Regions from separate parts of the Homo sapiens genome. Here region 2 is linked to region 1. Evidence: chromatin loops called from intact Hi-C (ENCODE). Cell type or tissue: Calu3. All regions are shown on one strand. Each heading gives the region's core, and the rest is flanking DNA. Links, peaks and the distances in the headings are about the cores only.

Region 1 (12,508 bases), core at 2,435-7,434:
GCAGTTTTAGATTTATAGCAAAATTGAGATTTCTCATGTAACACCTGCCCCACATTTGCATAGCTTTTCCTATTATCAACATTCCTCACCTGAGTGGTGCTTTTAATTTTTTTTTAATTTTACAATTGATGAATCTACAATTATATGTCATTAGCATCCGGAATGCATAGTTTACGTTAGGGTTGACATTTGGTGTTCTAAATTCTATAGGTTCAAACAAAGGTATAACATGTATTCATCATTATAGTCATACAGAGTTGTTTCCCTGCCCTAAAAATACTCTGTCCTCCACCTACTCATTCCTTGCTTTTGCCTAAGTCCCCTGATCCTTTTACATTCTGTATAGTTTTGTCTATTCTAGAAGTCACACAGTTGGAATCATAGAGTATGTAGCCTTCTCAGATTGGCTTCTTTGGATAAATACCAAGGTCCTTGGTCGCGGAATCATACAGTAAAAATATATTTAGTTATGTAAACAGTTGCCAGAGAATCTCCAACATGGCTGTACCATTTTGCTATGAATGATAATTCCTTTTACTCCTTGACAAGATTTGGTGTTTTCAGTGTTCTGGATTGTGGTAATTTTCATAAGTGTGTGGTGGTTTCTTGTTTCAATTTGCATTTCCCTGATGACATATGATATGGAGCACCTTTTCATATGCTTATTATCTGATTATCTTTTTGGGAGGTCATTATACTATTTCTAATACTCATATAAATGATGTTTTATTCTCACAATATTACCAATAGTTTAAAATTATCTTCAATGTTGTCCTCTGGCTTCCTATGCTACATTTCAGATTGTATGAAAATCTAAGACTTCAATGTAATTAATTAAATTTTATTATCAACATAAAATAAATAAAGATTCCATCACATCAAAATAAACATTCCATATATTTAAATATATTTTAATTAATACAATATAATTTTAAATTATTTAGCTATTTAGAATATTTATTTTATATTTAAATTTATTTTAATTAATAAAACTTAATTTTAAAATTAGAAACTTAGTTTATTTAAAATTTAATTCAAATTATGCATATATAAGATTATTACAATTTATGAAAACCGTTGTTTATCTTTGTTAATTGTAAAACTTTGTAATTGTATTGAGGAAACAGTGTAGAATTCAGATAGTCCCACTCTGAAACCTAGAACTTAACTCATAATAAGCATTAAATATATGTGTTTAATGAATTAATAATTCAAAACTAGTTACTGTATTTTTATAAGATGTCTTTCATATTTGAGGCATGGTTTCCTATAAAAACTAATGAATGAGTTAATCTGTATAATTTAGGAAAATATATGTTGTTTTGCTATTAATGTTTAATTTGTCACACATAAAAGTGCTCCTTCAGAAATTTATTTTGCACAGTTAGGTTACATTTTGATAAGCAGTTAATTTATTAAAAATTAACCTACTGAGAATCTGTTTCTTAATATTGGAACTATTTGTTCTTCAAAACACGAAAAAAAAGAATAACAAGTATAAATAAATTTTTGGTGTGTACTACATTTTAGCCAATGCACTACGCTTTCATATCACATCCTTTATTTATAACCACATTAAGGATAAGAAAATTGAGACTCAAAAAGGAAAGATAGTTTGACCAATCTAACAATCAGCCCAATTACTGTTAGAGCCTAGAATAGAGTCCAGGCATTATTTCACCAGCAATCCTCTATCCCTTGACTCAGAAAATACCGACTGACTGTTTACTAAAGTTTCAAGCACTCTTTTAAGTCTTAAGGTTAAAAAGGAAGTGTGAAAACAAACTTTATCACTGCGCAATAAGACATATTTTTATCTGATAATAAATATGACACTCCAACGTGACATCCAGGTTATGATGGAGATATGCGTGTGATCATGATAGTGTATACTAGAAGTATTTCATTAATTCAGAAAATTGATGGAAGCTTTTTTCAAGAAAATATGATTGGTGGGGTTCTAAGCTTGAAAGGGTGCTCTCTGGGCAAAGAGGATGAGAAGGGCTGTTACTGCCAATGGAACAGCATGTGTCAATGACACTGTAACTAAAGGAAGCATTGTATTTAGTAGGCACGGCATAAAGAGCAATACAAGTGGGACAGAAAGAGATTGGAAATGACGTGCAATATGAGGCTGGAATGGCAGTTCCATAAGGAGAAGTAATAAAGCCCTGATGTTTCAAGGCAGGTAGGAAAAATAGTAAGGTAGTCACTGCTTAAAATTAATTTTTACTTAGGAGAGGGTTTTCTTACATGTGAATGAATTTTTATTGCAAAAGTTTTGGTCTAGGTATCACACATAGTTACAAAGACCTGCAAGTGGGAAGGATGTAAAGAAATTACATAAGAAAAAAAACATTTTTAAATATTTTTAAAAATTTGGCTATATAGTAAGTTGCCTTGTTAAAAGATTGTTTTTTCATTAATGTTCCTTTAATATGTCAAGTACAAAGTTAGTGTGGATGATGGAATTACTGATTAATTGATAAACAAGAGATTGATTTTAATCTTGACCATGGTACTGTCCATTTCACCATGCAATTCACAGGTGCTTTAAACAATGCCTCTTCACTGAGATTCTGTTAGTTTATTGCTACCATTTATTATTTGCACAAATGACATAACTACTCCAAACTTGTAACTTATAGTTGGCATAATTGCACTTTCTGATTCACCTAATCTAACTTGGCAGCTTTAAGATTTCAGAGGAAATAATTAATTTATTAAAATAACTTTTATTTTCTAAAACACTATATAACCATCAAGGGGTATTATCTCATTTCTTGGCTTGCATTTACTTCACTACCTCAACAATTGTTTTTCTTATTACAGATAAAATTAATAAATACATCATAATAGAGGAAATTAGCAAATACATAATCACTATCCAATGCTATTATTTGAATGATTTTTAAATAGTCCCCAGATATGATTAATAATTTTATTAGTTTCCTAGGACTTCCATAACAAATTAATATAAATTCGGTGGCTTAAAACAAGAGCAATTTAATCTCTCACAGTTCTGGAGGCTAAAAGTCCAAAATCAAGTTGTTCTCAAGGCTACACTCCCTTTAAAGCCTTTGAGGTGGATCCCTCCTTTCCTCTCTCAGCTTCAGGTACCCCAGGAGTGTTCCCTGGCTTGCAGATGTATCATTGCAATCCCTGCCTCTGCCATTATGTGGCAGTCTTTTCCTTGTGTGTCTCTGTCTTCTCTTCTTAAAAGGACAGAAGTTATATTTGATCAGGGCCCACTCTAATGACCTCATCTTAACTTGACCACATCTGCAAAGATCCTGTTTTCAAATAAGGTCACATCTGCAGGTATTAAAGATTAGGACTTTAACATATCTCCTTAGGGACTTCAACCCATTAAAATGTCCAACTGTTGTTAATTTTGATCACAAGATCAATGTCACTTTGAAATGCATTGAGGCACTGTGTCATATAAAGAGTCAACTAATCAATATATATTTGTGAAATATTAACAAATATGTATTATATGTATTTGGGTTAAAAGTCATAGAAGCAAAATTTACTACAGACAGCATTCTAACTTTATATGCACTCAAATATTTCACCTTTTACCTAAGTTCACATGGGTTGCCCAAAGATGTCAGAAATATTAGGTAGTGTAGACACAGATTTCTGTCCATAATTCCATATGGATGATCAGGGTCTCACTATTCTATGTGAGATCAATAGACCAGCAGCATTGTCATCACTTGGGAGCTAGTTAGAACTGAAGAATTTGGGTCTCTGTTCTAGTCCCACTGAATTAGTATTTTCATTTTAATAAGATTCCTGGGAGACACATATTCATATTACAGGTAGAGAAATGTTGCTCCAGAGAATTTTATAATTACTTCAACACTCAATAGGAAATTTGTAAAACTTTCTTGTATTCTGACAATCTCTTTAGCCCTCTGACTGCCTCATGTAAAAGTTAAATATGCTAATCAATTTAAATCTAAAAAATAAGATAATATACTGTTTCATGTAATTGCTTCAACTGACTTAGTCCTTCATATTTAAATCTTCTTTTGAATTTCAATACTTTGGTCAAATTTATCCTAAAGTAATTGGTGCAACTATAGGAAATTTTAAAATATCATACATCCTAATACATTCTTTAAGATACCTGTTTCCTTAGTCATTTACCAGAATTCTGCTGTTCTTATCTGATGTATTAAACTATATTCAACTTTAAGATACTGTTCCCATAATCACCATTAACAATTTCTTTTCTGACTATTATAAAATTCATAATTTCATATGACTCTTTTTAGCTAACATATTTATCTTAGATATTACATTTTGTAAACTCTTTTTGCACCTGATGGAAAGCAAGTATCTCATAATTTACAAAAGGTGTGCATTTTTATATTCACACAATAAAAATTACCTAATTATTTCGATGCATTAAGTAGATTTCAAAAACATCTTTCACATTTACTTAGCCTATTTTATATGATATTTGAAATCTTTTATTCTAAAAGGAACTGTTACCAAATAAATATAATTTTATTAATTTAAATCATACATTTTAATATTGTACTTCAAGTTAAACTTAGAAGAGTTTTATTTTAACTTGCTATTTAAAACATTGCAAATTGAACAGACATACAAATTACATGTCAACATGGAATTTTTTTTAGGCTACTTTCCTACAAATACTAGGGGATGTATGTTTAATTGGATAACCTTTCATCTATTTTAGCTGAGTCAGGGTTTGATCTTGACAATTAAAAAAATTGTATAAGAATTTTAAAAGAATGTACAAAGACATCTAAGAAAACTGATTAAGATTTCATTTTTAGAATGAAGAATAAGAAACCTAGAATAATGAGACATGGTGAGAGATGCAACATTATTTGTGTGTGTGTGTGTGTGTGTGTGTGTGTGTGTGTGTGTGTGTGTGTGTAGGGAGAGTCTATAAAAAGAAGATAGTTTAAATTGCTCCTTTACAATTATTTTAGGATGGTTGATAGCATTTTGTTTTTGTATTCAAATGTATTTTTCTCAAATCCTATGAAAGATCATATGAAAATTGTATTAGTTTTCTGTTACTGTCAAATTACCACAAATTTAGCAACTTAAAACATGTAGTTATTATTGCTTCATTTGTGTAGGTCAGGAGTCTGGGTTTGGATAAGCTATTTCCCCTGCTCAGTGTCTCACCAAGAAGAAATCAAGATTGCTATGGATGCATATGAAAATTATGTGAAAATTCAGTACTCTGCCAATCTCACCAATTGTTTGGAAAAGTCAAACATTTTCTCCAGTTGACAGGCATCAAAACAGTGACCAAAGCCCTCAATGTCTTGCTAGCTGTCAACTAGACATAATTTTTCAACTCCTAGAGGATACCTACCATTCCCTGCCATCTGGCCCTGAGCAAACATGGCAGTTTACTCCTTTAAAGTCAACAGGATGGTATTTGTTGCAGCTTTGAATTGCTCTGATTTCTATCTGTAACATCTGCATCCCGTTCTGTATGGGGTCTTCAAGATAGCCTATCCAAACTCATGAGGCCATTATGTAGCATGCATAGCAAGGGATAGGAGTTTGGGAGGCTATTTTAAAATCCTGTCTATCACAAAGGTCACTGTCAGTTTCTGCTTTAAGGTTCAGGTGCAGGTTCATTATGAAGATAGCAATCATCTACTATAGCTGCTACTTATATAGTACTGAGCATATTTCATACTTGGCATAGTATGACTCAGTTTTCATTGTTCAAAGATACAATTGAGTATTGAACAATGAGGTTATGTGTAATCAGAATTCATTTGTCACTTCAGGAGATATCAGACACATGGTGCCATGTTTATGTGCTTCATTTCTCATTTTAAAGTGTCTTGATGAAAAGTAGGTCACTTGAACAGTTTTTTATTTGAAATAAGTGAACACACTTTATAAAATGTGGATGCTTGATTTGCTTTTGTTGGGTGCAGCTATACTGTGGAATTTCAAGTCATTTTACAAGCACACTAATTTTATATTCTGCAGAAGTCTTTTCACTTTATCAGAAGCTATCTAGGTTCAAGTATCATGCAGAATCAAATACCCCATGCCTTTGTAGACATTTTCATCAATTATAAATCTGCAATGAGTCATTGAGACACAGAACGAAACTTAAATGTAATTTCGACTTTAAAATATAATAACTCAACCTTCTTAAAGATGTTTAGAAACATTTTGGTGGAGATAATTGCATTCTTCAATTGCCCAGTCATTTTACATTTGAATAAGGAACATGGAATCTTTGGAATCCATTTTATTCTTCAAAAGCATAAACATTAATGAAGCTGCACTTAAGAGTAGATATAGGCTAAACCCAACAGATTTATACATATCCGTAGGTAAAAGAATTTAAATCACAAGATTCTAGAAATTGCCAGCTAATCTTATACATTTTGAACGTGATAGAATTTGAAGAGAGTTCACTTTTCCATTTCACATCTTTCCACTTACATTTATCTATGTGTAGATAGAATCATCTTGCCAGATATGTGATGTGAGTTTATGTGAAATAAATGAATTCAAGTAGTGTGAAAGACGAGGCAACATTCAGAGAGAAAGATTCTTACAAAATGGGTTTCAGAACACTCAAACTAAGTCTTTTCCCAGAAATAACTTTGGTTGAGCATTCAGAAACACTGTTTTATATCTTCTATTGGTTTGCTCTTTTGATTTAAATGCTGTTAATTTTAGTTTTAAAAATATTTTATTTTCAATATAAAAATGTTTTCCCAAGGAAATAAACATTTTAATGGCTGAAATTTTATGAAATTGTATTATCATTATTAATGATCAAGTCATCAAAGCTGTGTTATTACTTACAGAAAAGTAAGCCAAGCCAACTCGAAATCAAAGGTTTTTAAAAAGTACCTCTTTTCAGCCAGACGCGGTGGCTGATGCTTGTAATCCTAACACTTTGTGAGGCCAAGGCAAGAGGATTGCTTATGCTCAAGAGTTCAAGCATGGACAACATAGTGAGACCTTGTCTCTACAAAAAATTAAAAAAAAAAATCAGCCAGGCGTCATGGTGTGCACCTGTAGTCCTAGCTACTCAGGAGGCTGAGGTGGGAGAATCTCTTGAGACCTGGAGGTCTGGGCTACAGCCAGTGATGATTGCAGCACTGTACTTCAGCCTGGGTGACAAAGCAAGATGCTGTCTCAAAGAAAAAATTACATGTAAAATGATGTATTCTGATATTTTATTACCTCCTTTAATTTTTTCCATTTAATATTTTATTTAAATTCATTTGTTCTAGCCTGTCATTTTCTACAGAACACTTTCCCATTAAAAATTGTCCCCAAAAGTATTCTGTGGTTAAATAAATCCAGCTAAACTACATATTTTGCCTATTTTGTGGAGACTCATAAAACAAATTAGCTTACTAAAATCAATGGAAAGTTATGCAGATATTGTTTAATTTTATTTACCTGACCTTTTCAAAACCTAGCCAATTATGAAAGCAGTCAATAATAATTGAAACATTAGTTTAAAACAATATATTAAGATTATTCGTCTTTCACATTTGGCTTTTTCATATCAGTTTTCCATTGTATGATTACCATATATAAGCCCATATATAGTATGTATAGACATATATGTGTATACCCATGTATATACTTCTGTCTATATTTTCCTAGCTATTCTTATATGCTAAAATTAAAATGAATTCAAACTAATATCTCTAATTAAATTCATCAGCACAAGGTTTGTATTTCCCTCCTCACTTGATTATTTGTAAAGTCTTTCTCTGGCCATTAAAAACGTGGTTCCTATTTTCTACAGTGTAGTTACTTAATTGTCTAATTCTGTGTGTGTGTTAAATTTAGTTTTAAAAATATTTTATTTTCAATATAAAAATGTTTTACAAGGAAATAAACATTTTAATGGCTGAAATTTTATGAAATCATATTATCATTACTAATGATAAATTCATCAAAGCTGTGTTATTATTTATAAAAAAGTAAGCCAGGCCTGTGTCTATGTCTGTGTGTGTGCACGCGCACGCACACGCATTTGTGCTTATTTATTTTTTGGATCACATTTCTTTGAATTTTTTTTTCATGATCTTCTGGTTGATGGGATTTCTGCTGAGAAATCTGTGATTTATGTCTTTAAGTTTTATTGAGATATAACTCATATACAATTCACCCATTTAAAATGTACAAGCCAAAGTTTTTAGTAAGTTCACGTGTGTGCAATCATCACTGAAAGCAAATCTAAAATTATTTTTCCTCCTCCCCAAAATATTCAGCCCATTTGCAGCCACTTCACATCCCTTTGAACCTCACCCTACCCCTACCTGTAAGAAACCACCAGTCTACTTTCTGTCTTATAGATTTGCCTATTGTAAACATTTTATAAAAATAGAATCCTATGATATAGTCATTTGTAATTATTCATTTTTTATTAACAAATAAGATTCCATTATATGGTTAGTCAACACTTTATTTATCCATTCATCAGTTGAAAGGCACATGGATTGTTTCCATTCTTTGGTTATCATGAATAATGCTGCTTTGAACATTTGTATACAGCTTTTGTGTGGGAGTGTGTTTTCACTTCTCTTTAATATATAAGTAGAAGTGAAATTCATGGGTCATATGTTGAAAATTTTGAGAAAGTGAAAAATTTGTTTCTTAAAGAACCTGTAATCTTTTACATTCCCACCAATAAGGCATGAATATTCTAATTTCTCTACATGGAGCACACAAGTTATTATGTGCTTTTGAATACAACCATGCTAGTGGATATGAAGCTATTTTTCAGCATTGTCTTGAGTTTCATTTCCCTATTCATTAATCTTTGCTCTGCTTTTGGCCATTGTATATGGTCTTTGTTGAAATGTCTATTCAAACCTCTTTCCCATTTTTAATTGGATTATATGTCTTTTTATTATTGAGTTCTGATAATTCTTTGTAAATTCTGGGTAGAAGTCCCTTATCAGATTTAAGGCATTCAAATTTTTTTCCATTCTGTATTTTTCCTTTTGACTTAGTTAATGTTAATATTTGTAGCATAAGGGTTTTTAATTTTCATGAAATAGAGTTTATATATGTTTATGTATATTTTATTCCATTGATTGTAATTTTGGTTTTATATTTAAGAAATCATTGGCTAATCCAAGGCCATGAAGACATACACCTATTTTTTCCTGTAAGAGTTTTGTGGTTTTAACTCATACATATTTAGGTATATAATCCATTTGAGCTAACTTTTATGTATGGTTTGATAGGGGTCCAATGTCATTTTATTGCATGTGCATATCCGGTTGTACTAGCACTATTTGTTGAAAAGCTATTTTTGACACCCTTGTCAACAATTAATTTACCATAAATACTAAGGCTTATTTATAAATTTATAATTCCATTCCATTAATCTGTGTGTCTATACTCATGACAGTACATCACTTTGTTTAGTACTGTAACATTGTAGTAAGTCTTACAGTTAGGAAGTATGAGTTCTCCAACTTTGGTTTTGTTTTTCAAAAATGTATGCACATAAGATTATATGAAGAAATAATCATAACAAACTTATAAAAGTTTATGCTACATATATATCTCACTAGCATCAAAAGAGAGAGGAATGGAGTAGAGTTATCCAGGAGTAAAGATTTTAATTTCAGTGGACTTCAATCACTGTAAATCTGAGGTAGATCCTGATGGGATGCATGTTGCAAAATCTAGAGCAACCACTAGGAAAATAACCAGTATATAAATAAAAGTTATTAAATGGAATAAAATTTAACTTTAGAAAATATCCTCTTAACAATAAAATAGGAAATAAACAAAAGACAGAAAAAGGAAAAATTCAAAAAGAATAAAAGAAGCAAAATGGCAGATGTAAATTCAACCACAAAAATAATAATATTACAAATGAATATATTAAACAATCCAATCAAAAGTGAGTTGATTCAATTACTTGTGGTTTACAGGGGACACATTCTAGACTCAGAGATGCACAAGTTTAAAGTTAAAGGAATGAAAAATATAAACCAAAACAAAAAATTATAAAGGAGCTAAAGTGGCTATATGAATATCAAAGTAGACTATAAAATAAAGAAACAATTATTCAATAATAGTAGTTGAAAATCTTCATACCCTACTTTTATTAATGGGTAGAATTATGCTGAAGATTGACAAGAAAATGAAGACTGGAGCAACATTATAAACAAACTAGACCAAACAGACATTTGTAGAACATTTTATCCAACAGCAGATTATACTTTCATCTCAACATGTAATGTATGTAGACTATTCTCCAGAACAGACTATGTGTTAGACCATAAAACAAGCCTTAAAAATTAAAATGGATTCTAATGATGTAACATACATTCTTGTCAAATATGAAAATCATGAAGAAACTAGAAAATATAGATTTATGCAATTACCTAAATTAGCTGAGAAAAGGAGGGAAAAATATATGTGCCACTACACTCTATTTTGTAATTCTATAAATAATTAACTTTTCCATGACTCTTTGCTTCTTATTTGGATTTGAGTGACTGCTCAGAATCACTTAATCACTTAATTTCAGTCTGAAGAATTTCCTCCAACATATTTTATAAGGCAGGTCAGCTGCCAGCCAGTTATTTCATTTTTGTTTACATAAGGATGTCTTTATTTTGCCTTCATCTTTTGAAAGAGCTTTGCTAGATACTAAGTTTTTGATCACATATTTCTTTTTTCAGCACTTTGAATATGTCATCCTTCTGGCTCAAATGTATGCAATTAGAATTTAGCTATTTATTCTTTCCCTTTTTTTTTTTGAGACAAGGTTTTTCTCTTTCACCCAGGCTGGAGTTCAGTGGTATGATCATGGCTTACTGCAGCCTTGACCTCCTGGGCTCAATCAATTGTCCCACTCCAGCCTCCTGAGTAGCTACAGGTGTATGACACCACACCCAGCTAATATTTTGTAGTGACAAGTTTTCACCATGTTACCCTGGCTGGTCTTTAACTCTTGAGCTCAAGCAATCCACCCACCTTGTCCTCCCAAAGCATTGGGGTTACAGGCATGAGCGACCATGCCCCACCTAGCTTTTTTTTTTTTTAACAATATGACTTTAGTGTATCTGAGTGTGGGTCTGTGCATTTATTCTACCTAGTGTTCATTGTGCTTCTTGGATGTGTTAAGATTTTTTCCCAAATTTGGCAAGTTTTCAGTCTTTATTTCTTCGAATATTTTTCTGTCCCTCCCTGTACTCCTCTAGTTATACTCATATCATGTTGCAACACTTACTGGTATACCGCATTTCTCTGAAGCTCTGTTTATTTCTATTTATTCTCTAATCTAAGAGATTGTATAGTCTCTTAGCCTCAACTTTACTGATTATTTCTTCAGCCACCTCAAACCTACTGATAACAACATCTAGTGAATTTTTCATTTAGTTGCTGTATATTTTTAACTCCAAAATTTTCATTTGGCTCTTTTTTATAATTTTCCTCTCTTTATTGATAGCATATATTTTGTAAGACATTACTATCAAGTCTTCCTTTACTTCTCTAAGCATCATTGACTTTAATTATTTGAACATATCTATAATATCTGCTTTGAAGTTTTTTCTGCTGAACCTAATGTTTGAATTTCTTCAAAGGCCATACCTATTGCCTGCATTTTTTCCCCGTGCACTCGTCACACTTTTGTTGCTGTTATTATCATTGAAAATAGAAAATATTAGGTCTTACATTGAGTCATTATTGAGACTGATCCCACCTCTACTCACTGATCCAGAGGGTTACTGTTACCTGCTTGACTATTTGTTTACTTTCTTAGTGACCTGGTGGTACTAATTCCATAAAGTCTGTTTACCCTGTGTTGTGTAGCTCCTGACATCCTTCCTTGTATTTGTTACCCTTTTTACGGTCTTTTAGCCAATCTTTGACTAATAAATGCTTGCATCATTCCAAGGGCTATTGTCTAGAAGTAGTCCCTGGATTGATATAAACATTTATGGGTCAAATATTGTGCCCAAATCCCCTTTGCCAGTTGGATTTCTGCCTTTAAGCCTTGAATGTGAGAGTGATTTGAGGAGAAAAGGCTGTTTTTACAGCTCTGAGAGATAATTTTTTTTTCTTTTTTCTTTTTTTTTGCTGTATGGTCAACCCAGAACTAAAAGCTTATAGATTCCCTTGTGAAAATTTCTGAGACATTGAAGTTTTGCTCATGCACAAATTTTTCAAGGCAGCCAATAATTACTGCTTTTATTTTATTTTTAAGCCTATATTCCTGGTAGTCACTCCTCCATCAGAATGGCTTATTGTTCAATCAGTTTGTGGTCAGAAGTAGGGTTAAAACTTCACGGACCAGTGAGGCTTTTGCTCTCTATTGATGATTTTTTTGTATGGCTTGCATAATCCTCTCAAGTACACTCCATGCATTCTGTTCTGATTGCCCTTGAGTAGGTGCAGCTTAGTGCCTGTGCACAGCCTTCTCAAACACTGAAGTTGAATGGGATTGCAGGAGACCTATTCTTAGCTGTCTCCCTCATTT
Region 2 (12,508 bases), core at 2,914-7,913, 210 kb after region 1:
ATATAAAATAAGATTTGACTGCCCTGCTGGATTTTAGATTTGCTTGGGGCCTGTAGCCCCTTTGTTTTGGCCAATTTCTCCTATTTGACATGGGTGTATTTACCCAAATGCCTGTTACCTCATTGTATCTAGGAAGTAACTAACTTGCTTTTGATTTTAAGGCTTATAGGCAGAAGGGACTTGCCTTGTCTCAGATGAGACTTTGGACTGTGAACTTGTGAGTTAATGCTGAAATGAGTTAAGACTTTGGGGGACTGTTGGGAAGGCATGATTGGTTTTGAAATGTGAGGACATGAGATCTGGAAGGGGCTAGGGGGGAATAATATGGTTTGGCTGTGTTCCTGCCCAAATCTTATCTTGAATTCCCATGTGTTGTGAGAAGGACTCAGTTGGAGGTAATTGAGTCATGTGGGCAGGTCTTTCCCATACTGTTCTTGTGATAGTGAATAAGCTTCACAAGATCTAGTGGTTTTATAGGGGGCAGTTTCCCTGCACAAACTCTCTCTGTCTGCTGCCATCCATGTAAGACATGACTCCCTCTTCCTTGCCTTCTGCCATGATCATGAGACTTCCCCAGCCATGTGGCACTGTAAGTCCATTAAACTCCTTTATTTTGTAAATTGCCCAGTCTTAGGTATGTCTTTACCAGCAGTGTAAAAATGGACTAATACAACAAGCTTATGTTCTTTTTCCCTTTTGTGACTTCAAAGAAGTCAGTCATCATCTGAGAGCTTGGTAAATTTTCTTCATTGAATTACATTGTCTTTTCTTTAACTTAGTAAAGACATCTGCTATTGGTCAAAAATTCCAGGGATTTCACTTATTTAATCTTTTGGCAAAATTAACATTCTTTCCATTTCTCATTTCAGTTGATCTTTTAAATTGTATAACAGAAGTGCTGTTGTCATTTTAAACATTATTAAGAATGTATTTTCTTGAAACTCTGGCTTAACATCAGATAGTAATAGAATATACAGATTTTAGAATGCTGATAAACAAGCTGTGAATAAAGACTTGTCCTTTGCTTCAATCATATATTCAGGTGTTTCTAAAGCAGAGAAACCAGAGATGAAATGTTTGGTTGTCATTGTATTAAGTTTTAAGTATGTGTTGTCTTGTGTTGCTTAACGCTTTTCTCAGATTTTCTTAACTTTCTCCTGTAGGGAAGTTAATGAAATGAGTTAAGACTTTGGGGAACTGTTGGGAAGGCATGATTGTTTTTGAAATGTGAGGACATGAAATTTGGGAGGGGCCGGGGGGAAAGAGAGAAAGAGAGAAACATCAGAAAAGATTATTTTTCTTTTCTAATAAGAATGTCATTATAAACACCAGAATTTTTATCCTTGAAATTTATGAAATCTTAAGATCACTACTTACACATTTGGCTAAAAATGTTGTGTTGGGAATTTAAGGAAGACACTTAGAATTTTTCAGTTCTGGACGTTTCATAACTGTTAACAATCTACCGTTCTTTAAACACACATTAATCAGAGATATAGATAAATTTCCTCCTCCCATCTTTTTTTCTTTCAACATACCTTTTCTTGTTTTCTAATTTTATTTCCCATTATTTGTTCTATATTTTTCATTTCCATGGCTAATTCTATATTATTGTAACTGTCACTATTTGGAGGTATTGGCACCTAAAAAATAAGAAACAAAATATTATAGTCTGTGTTGAAGCTTATGTCAACTTGGTTCTTCTGGAAGATACTTAGAACCCATTTTCATCTTGCTAAGATGAAATGCAATGATACAGTGGTATTAGGTATTATGTATATTAAAGAGGTTGGAGTTGGATACAGAAAGTGGTCAGGGAAATGCTCTTATTTAGTAAGTTAGGGTCCAAATTAAAATTACCCAATAAAAGCAAATTTTCACTTTCCTTAACACAATAAAAAATGCTGTGTATTCATTAAGTTTTAACTTTGAAACACTTAAAGTATGCAAAACATACAGAAAATATGAAGACACTTCACCCCAATACCTTTATTGTCAATAGCAGAGGTGATCTCTAAACATTATCCCTCCCCAATACACACTGTGATGTTTAAGATATTAAAAGTATTAAACATTTAATTACTCTAATACATACATAGGAATATACACATTTATAGACATTAATAGGTATCAGAATTAGGACTTCAACCCATCTCCTTGAGGGACACAATTCAATTCACACAAACATGTACGGTTTGTATAAAATTTATGTATATTATATCTAGTAATACAATGATAGATGCCTTTGTTTATTTTCTGTTGCTATAACAAAATATCATAGACTGGGTAGTTTATAAAGAAAAATTTATTTATTACAGTTCTGGAGGCTGGGGAGTTCAAGAACATGACTCAGGTATCTAGTGAGGGTCTTCTTTATGTTTTCTTATGACAGAAGAGCAGAAGAACTGCTGAGCACAAGCAAAGGAAATCACAGAGGCAGCCAGCTTGCTTTTACTACAACCCACTCTCAAGAAAACTCACTCAGTCCCGTGAAAACTGATTCACTCCCAAGAGAACTCACACCCTAGATGATGATATTAATCCATTCACAAGAGCTCCACCCTGGTGACCCTATCATCTCTTAAAAGACCCACCTGTTAATATTGTTACAATAGTGATTAAGTTTCCAACACATGAACTGTTGGGGGATACATTCAAACCATAGCAATAGATATTTAGATAGATAGATTAATTAAATGGAACAATTTGGATACAATTTTAGGAAATTTATGGATCCCTATATAAAATGCACAAATTCTTAGGGGTCCATAAGATGCCAGTTTGAGAAGCTCTAGAGTAATGTTTTCTTCTTTTTAGATCATCTCTCTTCTTCCTTTGGTCTTTTTTTTAACACTTTTCTTTCTTCTTTCCTTCTTTTCCTCTCCCCCTCCCTTCCTCACTCTCTCCTTCCATTCCTTCTTTTGTTCCTGCCTTCCTCTTTTCCTAGTTTCTTTCCTTGTTTTCTTTCTCTTTTTCTGTCTCCTTCTTTCTTTCTTTTTTCCCTTCCTGCCTTCTTTCTGTTTCAAGATGATTTTATTAAACAGGCAGTTCTTAACTTCCACATTCTAGATTTGTATTTCTCATAAACATAAAATGGTATGAGAGTATGTAAATTTAGAATCTCAGTTCCTGGTTTTGTTAAAACAATTGGAACAACTGGTTTTTCTTTAGTGACTCACAAGATGTGGGGAGAGCCTACAAATACAGAGGTGTCTTCTCTCCTGTAGAAAAGAATACAATGATAGACTTTAGTACGCAGCTGTAGATTAACAGATAATTATTGCAAATAATGACATTTCATTTGATTGGTACTTTATGTTTTATGTTGGTAAGTAAATATTTAGAATGATTAAAGAAATGATAGCAAATTATAAAATTTAAATAGCTGACCAAAAAGCCCTGGATATGGGAAACAATTTGGTGGTTTTTCAAAAAAATTAAAAATAGAATTACTGTATAATCCACCAATCCAAGTTCTAGATATATATATATATATATCTAATAGAATTGAAGTCATAAGCTGGAAGAAATAGCCTCACTCTAATGTTTATTGCAACATTATTCACAATAGTCAAGGTTTTAAAACAAATCCACATAAACGGATAAAGAAAATGTGGTATGTACATACAATGAAATCTTATTCGGTATTTACCAAAAAGGAGATCCTGCAATTTGTAACGACATGGATGAACCTGGAAAACATTCGCTAAGTGGAATAAGCCAATTAAAATAGAACAAGTACTACATGGTTCCACTTATGTGAGTTATCTATTTAATACATTAATTAAACTCATACAGGCAGAGAATAGACTGGTGGTTGCTGGAGGAGGGAGAAGTAGGAAGATATTAGTTAAAAGATACAGGGTTTCTGTTAGGCAAGATGAATAAGCTCTAGAGATCCTCTGCACAACAGTACCTAGAGTTAGCAATACCACATTGTGTACTTACACATTTTCTTTTGATTCACGTTTCTTCAGTTTTTCTCTGATGTGCTTAGATGTGGGTTTAGTTTTATTTACTTTGCTTAGTTGAGATTGCTATGTGGTTAAAATCAGATGCTTACATCCTACAATACGTTTAATTTTGAATATGAACATGTCTATTCGATACTAGATAAACAAATTTTAAAGCATTATTTTTCTCCCAATTTTTTTTTCTTCAAGTTAGCCTACGTGTGCCGTTACTCTATACCTGGGCATATGAAAGCAGAAAAATTGATGTCAGTAGCATTTTACAATGTGAAAAACAGAAGAATATTTTTAGAGAAAATCTTACACATATATATATAAATTAATATATATATATTAAGTATCGTGTCAGTATTCAGTACTCAACACATATTTACAAATATATAAATTAATTTGCATTTTAAATATATCTCAATACTTTGATTAATAAATGACCCAGCTGAGTGAACTCAGCCTTGTTCTAGTTTTCACACCCCTAAACATGATGCTAGACTTGAAGGTTGTTTAAAGATTAATAATAATTTGGTGTGGCTGAAATATGAGAATAGTGGAATGGAAGATATGTGGTCTCTGAGATTTTGCATTCCAGTACTTTTCTTGCATGTCCTAACGGCTAAGCACATTTTACAATTCACTTCCCTTTCTAATTTGTATAGTATTTTCCCCATTGAACTATCAAAGAGAAAGAAAATTAAAGAAAATTAAAACACACACATACACACACACTACACAAGAAAAAAGCTGACTTAATATTTTCAGATCATACTTGTCATTAGACCTGGAGAGAGAGCAGCATCTAGCATAGTGCTCAAAGCTTACTGTCACTGCCCTAGCTTACTCTGAATGCAACTCAGGCATTGAACATAGTCCACCTGCTGGTGAAATTATCCTTTTCTTTTTATGAATATTAAAGAGGAACGTGTAGCCTTACTAAGATAGTTTCCCAAGGATAACACTTTTCAAATCACTAATTGACAGTCATTTCATGATCGTATTGGCTAGGTTACCAACTCATATAAGTTTAATGATTTATTCATTAATTAAACAATATTTAATGCTTATTAAATGTTAGGCATATTATAGGAGCAGGGGCTATGTAGGTGAATATAACAAAGTCTCGTTGTAAAATTTGCACATAAATTTTAAATTGGCTGACCTTTAAGCAAACTGATTACAGACTCATTGCATCTTCAACTTGAGACAGACTTTTGAGTAGAACCTTCTTCTCAACACAAGACTCTATTACTTTGTGCTGAGGCAACTTGAAGTTACTGATTTTTTTCTTATTGTGAATATTTAAGATATTGTAATCAATAGCTTTTATTAATTAGCACTGTGTGTCTGTATTAATGAAAAATAAAGCTTTTGAGTTCTAAATATAAAATAAATGAATGCCCTATTTTAGGCAAAAGTAAGGAAGTAATGATATGCTAGCTTTAATTCATAAAAGTGATTTGAGAGTTTAAAAGAAAATTGAAATTTTAACAAATGGATCCTAAAATAGTAAGTCCATTAACTCTGTACTTGGCTAATACAAATGCATGAAAAGAAATATATAATAAAACTTAAGAAAGTGCAAGGATGCAAAGAGGAATATCCTTCATCATGAGTACTGGAAATGGAAGAAGCCTGACTTTTCAATATGAAAATTGATTATGCAAAATATAGGCAAAGGCTATAACTGATGGGATAAATTCAATTCAGCAGAGGTCAAATGGGAAGCTCATTTTGGCCTCAGACTTGGCCAAGTTTTAAAATACATCTGTGTAAATTGCAGGTTTGATGTTTTGCCTGCTGTTTTCCTTGTATTTGTAGCACCTACAGCAAGGACAACATAGGTGGCATTCAATAAATATTTGCTGAATGAATGAAGAAATTACATAGACCAAAAAAAAAAAACCCTCATAGACTACAGCTACAGATATGACCAAACCTAATGAGGTTTTCATTATAAAGTTAAACTCTGTATTACAATAACTTATGTACTGCAAAGAAATATAAATCAATATATAGCTACAAACAGGTATAGGTATATAGTTTTAAAAATTTCTCATATTCAAATACTTTGTAAGGGGACTGACAGTAAAATTTATATGAATTAGCAATTAGATAAAATACAGAGCATGCTGTTTAGAAAACTGTAATTGTTGCTTAGTATTTTTTTAATGCAGTCATTTTCTATGAAGAAAGAATGATTGTAACATAATAGTAGCCTGCAAGTGAAGTTTTAAAAGGCCGATTTTTCTTTATAGTTTGGATAATTTTAATGGAAAAGAAAGAAACATGCGTAGGTATTATATGAGTGTTCTTTACTTATTGTCATGTGAATCTTAAAATGAGAGTTTCATGTTCATAACATTTCAGATTTATCATCACAGCTGTTATTGTTTAAATCTTTGAATAATGCACGAAAATCAAAAGAAATGAAACAACTTCTTTTCTCACAAGTGTATCTGTACTCAAATTTAGGTTAAATATCAGTATATGCTTCACTAAAGCAGTTTTAATAAATGAAGCTGCTTGGCACAGCTAGATGATTTCATGTTGAATAAAAAACAGAGTCATAGCTTGCCATTCCAGAACCATCTTAATGTCATGACTGTGTCTTATTTTCTATTAACTCTTTGAGAAGGGGATGAAATCCAGGGAGGTACCACATCTTACAATCATTTATTTCTTTGTTCATTCAAAATTTTCCCTCAACAAGCATTTGTTGAGAACTTACGTTTCATATTTCACCTCACTACCCAGAAGTGCTAGCTATAGGAATTAATCCTAAGAAAAAAATATGTTAAGTAGAAACAAAGATTTCATAAAAGAAGTCTATAAATTAAGAAAGAAAAAAGAAAAAAAATGAACATCCTATAGTTCTAATAAAAGGGGACTTACTAAGTTAAATATCATCAAACCTAGAAAATGATGTTTGTTATTAATGCCCATTAATGGAAAATATATTCACAATATCTTCCTAAATAAAATATGCATGCTGAAAAACAATTTGGACAAATCATAATAATATATGTACCTATGTGTATAAAAGTACTTCTTAAATATATATTAAAAAATTAGTTGATTTTATGTGTGGTTCATAATGTTATGGAAGAATACCATTTTTAAAAATCGATTTTATGTCTGCAGAAACTGTATAAATAAATATATTGTATTTATATTTACCATATAAATACAAGTTTATATGGTAAACTTGTATTTACCATATAAATACAAGTTTATATGGTAAACTTGTATTTACCATATAAATACAAGTTTATATGGTAAACTTGTATTTACCATATAAAAGAATTATAGAAAACATAGATGGAAAGCTCAATATCTTCAGAGAGATTAAGAAAACTATTCAACTATAGTTAATATTTAATATACTCTAAATAAGAATTTGAAGCGATCTCACTTCCCCTACTTTTTTCTTCAAAACCAGAATCCCTTTGTTGTTTATACCGTCTTTGACTATTTCTTTTCTTTATCTAGACTCTGATTCCCTATGAATATTCAGAAGAAGCCAAACATTAGCACTACATAAACCATATAATGGTTCTAAAAATACACACCAAGATTTTAGCATTCATTTCTGATGCTCTTGTAACTCCCCCATGATAAATATATGTCTGACTTCCCTGGCCAAGTGGCAGTTAATTTACATGTGACGTGAAAACTTAAATAGAAGTATTTAAGTCCAAAGGCAAAAGACAGGTTAGAGATTCAAACAGTGGGATAGTAAAGAAAATATGCCCTAAAATTTTTACTATGGTAAATACAGATTGAGTGACTGACTGAAATCAATTATTGGTATGTAACAATGAAAAATAGAAAAAATAATATGCAGAAAACAAGTGCAAAGGTCAGAGTCATAGAATCATTTTTTATATCAGAGTTTCTGCATAAACTGTACCTTTATGACCATAACTCATTCTTTTGAGCAATACAGCACTGATTCTGAGTGATACATACCCTCACTTATTTTTTTAATTTTCAAATCCCTGTGAAAACACTGGGGAATGGCCTGTACCCATTGTGAAATTCACCTTTATTTCCTGTTGAGAACTTACTCTCAGTGTAGTTTATCTAAAAGGTAAATTGAGTATACTATCAGTCGGCTGTCCATCCTGATTTACTGGGATAGCTGCCTTTAACTGTCCTAACGAAGGCTTAGAAGCATTCTCTGAAGACCTTTAACCTCAATAGCATAGGCCTGAGTAGCTATCTAAAGGACACATAACTCACAAAAGAACGAAATGTTTTCGTTAGAAAACCATAGACAGCAGTCTGTATTATGTGGGATTTGTGTGGAATTTTATGAAAACCAAAGCATCCATTGCAATATCTCTGGGTTTCACAAGAGAACTCCATGGAAATGACTTAAGAGTCAAGATTGAGTTTAATACTAAAGCACTGTAATATACAAAGCCATGTATTGTATAGAGCTTAATTTTGATTTGCATAGTTTACAGAACAAATAGTAATAGACATTCAAAAATGATGATGACAGCTATAACAACTTTTTAATTTTAAAAAGTATTTCTATGAGTTGTTCTTCTTTTTCCACTTAGTTTCCAAACAACTTTTAGTAGACGTTGCATTTCTTATTCTATTTGACAGACTATTAGAAGGCAAACATAACCTAGTTAACATTGTATAACTAGAAAGTGTTACAAGCCATATGAAAATTGATATTCTGATTCATTAATTCATTTTACAAAGGTTTTTGAGCATCTAGGATGCACAAAGCTCTATACCAAGTACTTAATAGTGACTGGATAGAAAGCAGGTGGGCAAGAATGGAGGAAGACAGGACAAAAGGAAGAATAGTAATAAGAAAAGTAGTAAGGAAGGAAAGAAGCTGTGTCTGTAACTGCCCAGTGGGTTTTCCTTGCCCGCTGCCTTGACAGAGCCAATTTATCAAGACAGGGGAATTGCAATAGAGAAAGAGTTTAATTCATGCAGAGCTGGCTGTACCAGAGAGGTGAGTTTTGTTATTATTCAAATCAGTCTCCCCACGAATTCAGGGATCAGAGTTTTTAAGGATACTTTGGTGGTTAAGGCACCATTTAGTCAAGGGTGCTGGTTGATTGGGTCCAAGATGAAATCATAGGGAGTTGAAGCTGTCCTCGTGCGCTGAGTCATTTCTTGGGTAAGGGCCACGAGACCAGATAAAACAGCTTATTGAACTGGGTGGTGCCAGCTGATTCATCCAGTGCAGGGTCTGCGAAATATCTCAAACACTGATCTTAGGTTTTACAATACTGATGTTATTCCCAGGAGCAATTTAGGGAGGTTTGGAAACTTACAGCCTCCAGCTGCATGACTCCTAAACCATAATTTCTAATCTCATGGCTAATTTGTTAGCCCTGCAAAGGCAGTGTGGTCCCCAGGCAGGAAGAGTGTTTGTTTTGGGAAAATACTGTTATTTTCTTTGTTTCAAAGTTCAACTATAAAGTAAGTTCCTCCAAAAGTTACTTAGGCCTAAACCCAGGAATGAACAAGAACAGCTTGGAGATTAGAAGCAAAATGGGGTTGGTTAGGTCAGGTCTCTTTCACTGCAATAACTTTCTCAGTTATAATTTTTGCAAAGGTGATTTCAAATCTATTGATGAAATTATTGAAAGCTCTCGCTTAAACTTACTGAAATGTTTCTAAACAGTTTGGGCAAGTTGTCTGTCATATGTTGATTAGTTAATTAATTTATTCTTATAAACATTTTAATTAATTACTTAATCATTTATAAGAACAAAAAATTATATTTGTAAATAAACATAAACTGTAACTTCTTTTATGGAGACTTTAATCCAACAAAGTCTGTTGAATTAAAGTCTTCATCAAATAAGTTGCAATTGAATTTACTCTCAGAAAGCCTGACCTATTAAAGATAATTTATATATGTGTATATATTCACCAAATTATTAAAACTTAATGTAAAATTCAATCTGTGAATAGTGCTTAAATTTGAGGACATAGTGTAATAACAGTGTAAAATAGATCCAGTCATGAGTAGAGCAACTGAAGAAGTCTTAAATCAAGGAATGATATTTGAACTGAGCTTTGGAAATTAAGAGAGAGTTAACCAGGTGAAAATGAGAGATGAGAAGGCAGAGCAGGTACTGCAGATAGACAAACCAGCATATGCAAAGGCTTAGTGTGTGGAAGAGTCTGGTATCTAAAAGGCACTAAAGGAGGGCAGCATGGCTAGAGGTCAGGAAGTGAGGTACAGAGTCTTACAAACAGTATTATTATTAAGGATCTTGGTCTTGACCATAGGAATAACGGGTAGCTATTGATAGTTCAAATAGAGGAATTAAGTGATTGAATTTGCATTTTTAAAACATTGCTCTTTCTTGGCGCTGGGGAAAAGGGTTAGCCAAAGTCAATATGGATATAATAGTTATGAAGCTATTTCATTAGTCCAGGTCAGATATAATGGTAATTTAGACTAAGGAGTTTGTTTCTGAGAAGAAGTGTAGACTTTTTTATAAATATTTCGGAGCAAAATCATAGAACTTAGAAAAGTTTTAGAAGGAGAGAAAGTATAAGGAATAAATATCATATTACAGGGTTCTGTAACTGGACATACAGTTATGGCATTTATCAAAAGAGAAAATTCTGGAATAGGACTCTTTTTGTGTAGAGTGAGAAGTTTGGTTTCATATGTTTTCACTGTCTTTGAAGAATTTAAGTTTTTGTGAGCCAGGTTAATATATGGATTTGATCCACGGAGATGATGATTGGTGCGGAGACACATGTGCGAGTCATTGTCATATAGATGATAAGTGAAGCACTGGGATGAATACAATTTTCTGTGAAAAAATAAGAGTTAAATGATCAGAAATAAGCCTTTATTCAATAAAAAGGGTAGGCGGAATCTGCTTATGAAAATGAATAGAAATAGCCAGTGACAAAGAAAGAAAAAGAGAGATTCTCATGTCGGAGATGGTAAGAGTTTTATTAAAAAAAGAAAAAGAAAAAAAAAATGTGTTTTTATTTGTATAGTGGTAATGAGGGGTGAGATTAAAAAAAAACATGAAATTTAATAGTATACAGTTTACTAAAGCTCCCCTGGAAAACCTGTGGTGAAATGATGAAGGAGGCAATAAAGTGGAGCAAGTGAGAAATAAGAAAATGAAGACAGATTATAAATTATTTTTCTTCTGTTATTATTATTCCAAATTCTCATGCCCTACACTAAACTTGACCTCTGAATTTCTGAGTGGCTTCCTATTACTTGGGATAAAAGAAGAAACTACATTTGTGATGCTACAGAAAACAAACATAAGGGGGAAAATAATATTTTTTACACATTTATTGGCTGCATAGCATTGCAGATATTCTTTTACTAAACTGTTAATATGCTATAGTATTAGAGTCTTTTTTCTCCATCAGTATCTTACATAACATCTGGCTACAGCCTATTATGGATAAGTTAACTTTTAAAAATCCATTATGCACTTCAAAATCAGTTCAGTAATTGTATTATCACTATGGAAGAATTGGCTACATTTCAGCATGAAATATAAATGGATCTGACTTTTCTCATTAATATTTCATAGCACATGGTTTAATATTGAGTTGAAGCAGAACATTGAGGTGGTCATGAAAAGGACAATTTATAAATGTGAATTTAACTAGAGAGAGATAAAATAAATCTTAGTTTTAGTTCTTCTAGGTGAATGCGGTTTACTAGACTCTATCTACATAGAAAGTATATTCAGTAAAAATAGAACATCATCATTACTGTGATAAAGATATAATCAACATCTCCCTGTTTAACATTATTCAACAAATACAGCTTATAAAGAATCAACAGGCCTGGCACGGTGGCTCACGCCTGTAATCCCAGCACTTTGGGAGGCCGAGGGGGGTGGATCACCTGAGGTCAGGAGTTCAAGAGCAGCCTGACCAACTTGGTAAAACCCTGTCTCTACTAAAAAAAAAAAAAAAAAAAAAAAATAGCTGGGTGCAGTGTCAGATACCTATAATCCCAGCTACTCAGGAGGCTGAGGCGAGAGAATCCCTTGAACCCGGGAGGCGGAGGTTGCAGTGAGCTGAGATCACACTACTTGCACTCCAGCCTGGGTCACAGAGCAAAACACCGTCTCAAAAAAAAAAAAAAAAAAAAAAAAAAGAATCAAAATAACCCCATCCTTTCCATAGCACAGCTTTTGTCTTTGTCCAAGCAATTGAGAGATACTGACATATGTGACTGAATTCACATTTCTTCCAAAGGAGATTGCCCAGCTCTCTCTATATCATGAAATTTCAATTTGCCAAATGGGCTGCATCTATTACTTTTGTTCACCTGCTTGTCTTTTATGGCAAAGAGATGCTATTTGAATTCTTACTTTTGGAAAATAAATGTCTAGCAATAAATCATCTTGCTTATGTTATGTGGAACCCTGATAGGCTGGTGGATATTATTATGTTTACTTTTTAAGAAAACAGAACTTCAAAAGCTCCTAATATTAAAAAATGCCATCTCTCACCAACTAAACTGTAAGTTAATATAGAAAATCGAAAACTGTGGTTTTGAATAG

What was found. A loop is a pair of places that touch in the nucleus more often than their neighbours do. Peaks named below come from ENCODE experiments on the same cell type or tissue, not always from the same donor. Only the 100,000 strongest peaks of a DNase experiment are listed, where the experiment ranks them.
Region 2: it touches region 1 in a loop (7-fold over the local background); 12 of 110 quality-filtered maps call a loop at or near these places.

The regions. Positions count from the first base shown.
Region 1 is chr10:55,491,818-55,504,325 of GRCh38, reverse strand. It overlaps a transcript of PCDH15 not described here. Among named protein-coding and RNA genes, the nearest start is that of PCDH15, 700 kb to the right of the region's middle. RefSeq lists an enhancer at 3,083-3,132. In Calu3, for the core only: a CTCF peak has its summit at 3,199; a DNase peak (open chromatin) is centred at 3,145.
Region 2 is chr10:55,279,861-55,292,368 of GRCh38, reverse strand. It overlaps a transcript of PCDH15 not described here. Among named protein-coding and RNA genes, the nearest start is that of PCDH15, 480 kb to the right of the region's middle. In Calu3, for the core only: no CTCF peak of the experiment used is centred there; no DNase peak of the experiment used is centred there.